Linked DNA regions of Homo sapiens: region 2 is linked to region 1. A link is a contact called in ENCODE Hi-C or POLR2A ChIA-PET data. All regions are on one chromosome and are shown on one strand. Each heading gives the region's core, a stretch centred on a gene start or an enhancer-like site at or near the end of the contact. The rest is flanking DNA. Distances are from core to core; before and after follow the strand shown.

Region 1 (3,602 bases), core at 457-2,956:
AAAGAGAGAAGAGGTTAGGAAAGGAGTCATCAGAGAGACTAACAGAAGAGGGGACGGGAGGGGAAGGGGTTCTGGGAGTCCCTTCATAAGAATCCAGGTCGGGGCCCCAACCCATTGGTAGGGTTCTCACTTTCTCGAAGTTTTACACTCACTCAGGATGGATGGAGTGTGGAGAGTGGAGTCCCTGAACTGAGTAGTGGGAAAGGCCCATCTCCTAATTCTCTTCTGGGAGAGACATCAGGTAGAGCTTGGTGATTTACAGGTGGATTGAGATTTACTGATCAACTAGTTCAGGGTCACCATATCCCTGGAAACACTGCAGTGGGGTCCTCAAACATTTATATAAATAACCAGGGGACTTCCATCATCAAATACAATAACAGCATCTCAGGCAACCTAAATTCACATTCTTGGAAGGATTACCACAGCATTTTAGGAACTTCTGACCAACTGTGACAATTCTATTCTTTCAGTCCTCAAGGGGATTCTAAAAAACTAGTGACAAAGTAGGGAAGCAGCTGAGCTGGAAAGGAGTTCTGAGGACGATGGAACCTTGGGTAAGGAGGAAGAAGGCTGCCCACCCGCCCTTTTCTGGCAGCCACCCTCCCTCACACTGTCCGTTCCTTGATGACACAGCTGATGTGATTAAGATCGTCCCCAAATCGCTTCACAGCAGCCCTCAGCATCTCTATTTCCGTCTCCGTCCACTTCGCACTGTCAGAAGGGGAGAGGGGGGATAGCAAAAATGGGAGGGGGGGTGTGGAGCCCGCCCACAGGCTATGCATCCCACAGCCAACCAGCCGCCTCCTTCCGATTTCTGGGACCCCTTCCACGGATGCATAAAGAGGTCCTCCGTAAGGGGAGGCGGAAAGCTCTTGAGGCCCTGCGGGAACCGGGAGGACCCCAATCACAAGAAATCACAACCACCTCCACCTTAGACACCCCTTTCCACCATCAACGTTAAACGGCTGCTGTACACAGCACACTGAAACCAACTCGCCAGGAAGGGCTTTTCAAAACAGACCCACCAACACAGCCTGCAGCCGTCTGGGGGAATTCCATGAACTGGGGTGGTTGGGAGTGGCGGTGGTTTGTGGTCGACCCGTTCGCAGCAGGGAGAACTGTGAAACAGGAGTCTGGGCTATGGGCCTGTCTGTATTTTTATCTGTCATTCATTCCCTCACCCAACGATCATTTATTAACACCGACTCTGTGCTGTGCCACGCACAAAGGGAAACTAATGTCTGTCCCTGTGCTAGAGAGGGTCCGTGTCTGTGACCGAGTCCAAGCGCCCGCTCTCAGCGTCCACGTCCCAGTCCGGGCTCACGTACCCCGCAGGAGAAGAGTCGGCCACGGGATGCAGCTGCATCGTCAGCTCCCCGAGCTTCGTGAAGGCGGCGCCGGCCGCCGAGAAGATCTCTCCGACCTGGGGGCGGGGCAGCGTCACGGGGGGCCGGCGCCCGCCCTCCCCGTCCCGCCCGGAGCCCCTAGCCCCACCCCAGGCTCGGCTCCCGCCCGCCCCCCGCCCGGGGCGGAAGAGCCGCGAGCCAAGTGGGGGGCCCGCCCTCCCGTGGCCGCCAGGGAGCGCTGTCCGCGAGGGAGGTCGAACCTTTGTGGACGCTGACGTCATGGCCCCGCGCGCCTCCTCACGGAGACGCCGCCGCCGCCGCTACACGCGAGCCGGGACCACGGAGAGCAGGGAGACTGAGCGGCTCGGGCCCCCGCGCAGGAAGTCCCGCCCTCCCCGCAGCGGATAGGCTCAACCCGGCGGCTCCCCGCCCCATCAGACGCAGTCGCTTAGACCGCTCGGCGCGCCCAGTCGATGGGGAAAGCCTTCGCCTCACTTCCGCGCCACACTTCGCTCCACTTCCGCTCAGACATCGGGACTTTCCAGGCAGAGGCCGACCTCTAGTCTCAGCCCCGTGCTCGCCCCCACTCAAGCACAGACACAGGGCTGAAGAGAGCAGATTCTCTTTATTGAGATACGGGACACAGCGAAGGGTGGAGAAACGGAACAGCCCCCCAGCCTCAGCCCTCTCCACGGGGGCCGGATGCCAGAGATGGGAGAAGGGATTCAGTCTCTCGCCCGGGAAACCCAGTCCCGCAGAGGGCGCCGGCAAGGGTGGGACGCGACCTGGGTGACACGGTGCAGGGAGTCTTTAAATAGAGGAGGGGCTGGAGCGGGGAAACGCGCCGGGGCCCTAGCGCACCATGTATTCCTTGCGCTTATTGAGCCGAACTTGGCAGAAAGAGAAGCCTCCGAGGAGGAGGTAAAGGCCTGCAGCGATGAAACAGTTGTAGCTGACTTGCTCGTAAAGGTTGTATATGTTCTGGGGGCCATTCCTGGGGGTGGGAATGAAGCAAAGGGGTCAAACTTTAATAGGAGCCAACATTTTCTGAGCACTATGTGCCCGACACCTGTTTAGGCGCTGTTACGTGTATTACTTTATTCAATCTTCTTGACCATCCTATGGGGTGAGATCTGTCATAGCCATTTTGCAGAGGTGGACTGAGAAGCACAGAAAAGTAAAATACCTAAAGAGGTCACACCTAAGGTGGTGGGTTTGGGATGGCCGCTGAGGTCTGACTCCCTGGCTCCTAACCACATTCTCAAGAAAGCCGCTCTCCTCTCCAAGTCCTCTAACCTAGGGGCCCTAAGCACCGGGCCTCCCAGACGTAATTCTGACCCTAGGCCTCGCCACCTCCCACCTGCTCCCAGCCCGCCTCCCCCACCCGAATACTTACTCAAAATCTTTCTCCGTGAAGGGAACGTCCTCAATCAACACAGCGGAATGGACATTGAAAAATATTCCGAGCATTATCTGGAAAAGGGGAATGGGTAGACTGTTGAATTCAGGCACCTGACCTCATGTTCACTTCGTAAACCCCTCCCATTTCCAATGTTGCTACAACACCCGAGCCTGAGATTAACCAAAACGAGGTGGTGGTTACTGGATTCGGACTCAGCCACCTGGAACAGGGCGTGAGGTGGTGACATTGAGACAAGTGGTCGAGGCAAGGGTGGGAATAGTGACCAAGCCATCTCTCCCAGGAACCCAGATTATCGTCCTCTCTGGAGGCGTCATCATCACGGGACAGTGCGGAAGAGGGGAGGGAGAACCGGCACTTCTTCATATCATTTCTTCTTGAAGTGGCGGTGGGTGGATTACTGGGAAAACAAGGCCCAGCTACACATTTCTGGAACAAGCACTCTCTTTTCCTCCCATGTCCTCCATTCAACTCAAGCACCTCTCAGGCACCCCGCTCTTGTTTCTCCTACCTTGAGGGGTCTCCACCTTTACCAGCCCTGGCTCCTCCCACTCCAGGGCCCTCCGCTCCAGTTCCCTTTTTTCTTTTTCTTTGGGGACGGAGTCTCGCTCTGTCACCCAGGCTGGAGTGCAGTGGCGCGATCTCGGCTCACTGCACCCTCCGCCTCCCGGATTCAAGCGATTCTCCTGCCTCAGCCTCCTGAGTAGCTGGGATTACAGGCGGGCGCCACCACGCCCGGCTAATTTTTGTATTTTTATTGGAGACGGGGTTTCACCATGTTGGTCAGGCTGGTCTCGAACAGTTCCCATTTTTCAATTTCAGTCTGTCTCCTT
Region 2 (3,602 bases), core at 747-3,246, 1.2 Mb before region 1:
AAGATACATCTAGAATGCATCCATCCACATCGTGCTAGGCTGAGCTACTATCACCTGGTACTTGGAACCGCCTCCTCACTGGTCTACCGTCTCCCTTGCAAACATTTTCTACAACAGCCAGTAATCCCTAAACATGAATCCCATCACATCACTCTCTTCCTGTGCTCAGCTTCCCATTCTCAAGGGAAGTCCTCCCATCTTCTAAAGAATATCTACCTACCCAGCCCAATTATATATGAGCTTTTTAGGTTTTTTTTTTTAGAGCAAAGGAATGACAGGTTTTGTCAAGCTGCAGGTGACTATAAGATACAGACAGCTGACAATTGTGGACTCCTCAGGCGTGGTGAAAGATTGAGCTACTATCATTAGGGTTGGCTGGCTAGGACCCCGGCAGGCACCTGGGGATAGTAGTGCTGGGAAGTTCTGGGGAGTTGCACTTCTGAATGCTGGCATGACACTGCCTCAAGACATCTCTCTATCCAAATGGAAAAAACAACCACATCCTTTGTCAGCTAAGGAGAGTTAGCAAACTGTTTTTATTAAATACTGATGTCTGGCCGGGCACGGTGGCTCACGCCTGTCATGCTAGCACTTTGGGAGGCCGAGGCGGGTGGATCACTTGAGGCCAGTAGTTCAAGACCAGCCTGGCCAACATGGTGAAACCCCATCTCTACTAAAAATACAAAATTAGCCGGGCGTGGTGGCGGGCGCTTGTAATCCCAGCTACCCGGGAGACTGAGTTAGGAGAATCGCGTGAACCCAGGAGGCGGAGGTTGCAGTGAGCCGAGATCGCGCCACTGCACTCCAGCCTGGGTGACGGAGTGGGACTCTGTCTCTAAATACATAAATAAATAAATAAATAAATAAATAAATAAATAAATAAAAATACTGATGTCTCCAAGCTTTGGCTATGTGTTGCAATGTACAACCTTTCCAATGTCGCTGCACCATTGCATTTAGAGGAAATCTCCATTCCCTAACAGGAACTACAAGGCCCCCTGCATGACGTGGCCCCTGCTGCCTGTTCAGCTCCTTGGCTCGAAATCCTTCCCCTTATCTTGCTGATTTTGTTTTAGTCCCAATGTCTCCTGCCCCCTCACCTCAGTTTCTTGAATACGTCAAGACTTCTTTGTCTCTGAGAGGTAGCTCAAGTTTTCTTCTCTCTGCCTGGGGGGTGGCTGCGTCTTTTTGGTTCTTTTTAGTTAAAAGTCTCACCAAAGAGGTATTTTCCTGACCCCTTACCTAAACTAGTGCCTGCTCAGTTATATTCTCAATCATAACACTTTATTTCCTGTATAGCACATATCAAAATTTGTGATCATTTCATTTGTTGAATATTTTACCTCGTGGCAAAATCACACGCCATCCTCCAAGGGGCGAGACCCCTCAGTGTGAAAGGGGCAAGAGACACAGAACAAGAGTGACAAACGCATAGGAAAGCCCAGAGGCCGCTGCCTTGACCACAGTGGGTCGCTCTGAGCAGTTCAGTGGTTAGGTCTCTTAACCAAGAAAGATAGAGCAAACCATTCATGCTCATGCTGGACTTCTGGTTTCCTTCTTTTTAGTCAACTAGGTTCAACCCTGATGGTCCAAGAAGGATATGCCATTTTCATCCTAAGAACCTCTCTAGGAACCCCAAGTGGGCTCCCCACTTGGTATTTTTGCTAAGCAATCACTGTTGGGGGGGGTACAATTACAGGCAGAAAGGATCTGAGCCCCACCCCTCGGGACTCAGGAATTTGAGGACCTTGGTCTTTAAGATCTGCCCCATCAGCTTTCAGAAAGGGCGGGGCGACGGGAGCAGCTGTCACCTCCTTCTCTCCACCCTGCCGGCGTTCACGTGTGTTCCGCTGTGCAGTAACAGCTCTTCTTCCGGGACTTCCTGGTCGCCGCGACCAATCAAAATGCTTTTCCTGTCCTTACCATTGTCAGCCGCTGCCAATCGGCTCGCCTCTACCAACGCCCCTTAAAGGCGCAGCCACTGCCTCCGGAGCCGGGGCGAACCAATTCCTCCGTTGCGGCCCCCACCTGCAGTATGGAGTCGTCTCGGGGGCGGCCCGGGCCCGAGACGGACCTTCTGGCTGTAGCGGAACATCAGGCCCTAGTCTTTGGCGGCGGGCCGGGCCGAACGTCCTCTGAGCCGCCCGCAGGCCTCCGGGTGTCCGGGGAGGAAGAGACCGAGAACGTTGGGGGCGCGAACCGCCACCCCAGGACGTCCCCGAAGACGTCAAGCTGCGGCGTCGTCCACCGGCCGGAACGGGAGGCTCTGGAGAACGAGCCCGGCCCTCAAGGGACGCTGTCTGGGGCCGGGAGCCGCAGGGGGGCGCCGGGTGCAGAGCACGAACCTTCCCTGTCCTCCCGGCACAAGAACCCGGCGCCGCCCGAGGGCAAGCCCTCCTCCGGGAGGGACTGCCGTCGAGGGGGACCAGGCGGCGGGATGGATGTTGAGCAGCAGGAGGAGGAAGACAACGACGAGGAGGCGGCCGCGGGCAGCAGAGCCGGCCGCTCGTTCTCCAGCCGTCTTCAGGACAGCCGCAGCCTGGACGGGCTGAGCGAGGCGTGCGGTGGCGCCGGGTCCTCAGGGAGTGCCGAGTCCGGCGCGGGCGGCGGACGCCGCGCCACCATCTCCAGTCCCCTGGAGCTCGAAGGCACAGTGAGCCGCCACGGCGACCTTACCCACTTTGTCGCCAACAACCTGCAACTCAAGATCCGTCTGAGCGGCGCGCCTCCACCCCCGCCTTCTGCCCCTGCGCGGCCCTGCCCAGCGCCTGCACCCACACCCACACCGGCCATTCCCCCAATCGACCCCGAGGTGCTGCGGGATCTGGAGCGGTTGAGTCGGGAGCTGGGAGGCCGGGTGGACCGTCTGCTTCGCGGTCTGGGTGGCGCGGTGCAGGAGCTGACGGCGCTGAGCGTGGGTTGCATCCAGACCTACCGCGATGCTGTGGACTCCTTAGGTGAAGCCGTGGACATGAGCATCAAGGGCATGTACACCCTGCTGGCGCGCTGCGAGGAGCTGGAGCGGGCTCTGCAGCCGGTTCAGGGGCTGGCGCGCCAAGTCCGGGATATCCGACGTACTCTGGAGGTGTTGGAGGCCCTGTGCAAGTGACCAGGAGGACAGGAGAGGCCGGTCCTGGCCAGGGCAGGGCCCAGCAGGACCCTAAGGACTCTTCAGGGAGTCCTGGTGGGAAGTGCCCACTGAGGGGAGGCCTGTGTGTTGGAGGCTCTTCCAGATGCGTTCAGCTGGCCCGTGCCCACTCGCTGGGCCTTAGGCTGGTGTATGTGGGGAAGTTCTAACGGCTCTCCTGGTGGGAAGGGATGTTGCTCTGCTTGTATTCAGTTGGCCATCTGTAGCTACCCTGTTCTTCCCAACTCTCCTCCCTAGCTAGAGCACCAGCCCTGGGAACACGGGGCTTTAGGTCTGCTTGAAGGTGAGGACGTGACTCCCACATGTAATCAGGAGAAAGGGACAGAGGAAGCCCCAGCCCCCACTGTGGCTATCCTGACTCCAGTGGCCACATCTCAGGTGCCAGGGGCTGTGGGAGCTTGTGCCGTCCTTGGCCAAACACCCCGCAGGCAAAGATGCACCCCTGCTGATGGAG

The links. Hi-C counts contacts between places; a loop is a spot of excess contacts on that map. ChIA-PET counts read pairs that join two places held with the same protein, here RNA polymerase II (POLR2A). Pooled maps may share reads with other maps.
Region 2: a map of ovary shows a loop between it and region 1 (10-fold over the local background). The contact joins the promoter of BORCS6 here to the promoter of BACC1 in region 1. A Hi-C loop is called at or near these places in 1 of 168 maps with a recorded cell type or tissue (ovary) and 9 of 50 pooled maps. POLR2A ChIA-PET finds 5 or more read pairs at or near these places in 1 of 52 experiments (MCF 10A).

What each region holds. Positions count from the first base shown.
Region 1 is chr17:7,012,886-7,016,487 of GRCh38, reverse strand. It overlaps BACC1 (BPTF associated chromatin complex component 1), which reads right to left and starts at 1,706. Exons shown (of 6, transcript NM_174893.4): 1 at 1,610-1,706; 2 at 1,332-1,426; 3 at 613-714. The coding sequence starts at 1,630. It overlaps RNASEK (ribonuclease K), which reads right to left. Exons shown (of 3, transcript NM_001004333.5): 2 at 2,746-2,822; 3 at 1,956-2,343. The coding sequence ends at 2,202. RNASEK-C17orf49 (RNASEK-C17orf49 readthrough) reads right to left here. Exons shown (of 8, transcript NR_037717.1): 2 at 2,746-2,822; 3 at 1,610-2,343; 4 at 1,332-1,426; 5 at 613-714. It overlaps MIR497HG (mir-497-195 cluster host gene), which reads left to right. Exons shown (of 3, transcript NR_038310.1): 3 at 474-670. RefSeq lists enhancers at 1-480, 893-1,393, 1,864-1,993, 1,744-2,244, 3,424-3,602 and a silencer at 1,324-1,773.
Region 2 is chr17:8,188,574-8,192,175 of GRCh38, reverse strand. BORCS6 (BLOC-1 related complex subunit 6) reads left to right here and starts at 1,996. Exons shown (of 1, transcript NM_017622.3): 1 at 1,996-3,602. The coding sequence starts at 2,036. The coding sequence ends at 3,109. It overlaps LOC124903913 (a long non-coding RNA gene), which reads left to right. Exons shown (of 2, transcript XR_007065604.1): 2 at 1-901. RefSeq lists enhancers at 1,537-2,182, 1,925-2,204, 2,183-2,829 and silencers at 2,315-2,364, 2,565-2,624, 2,695-2,744.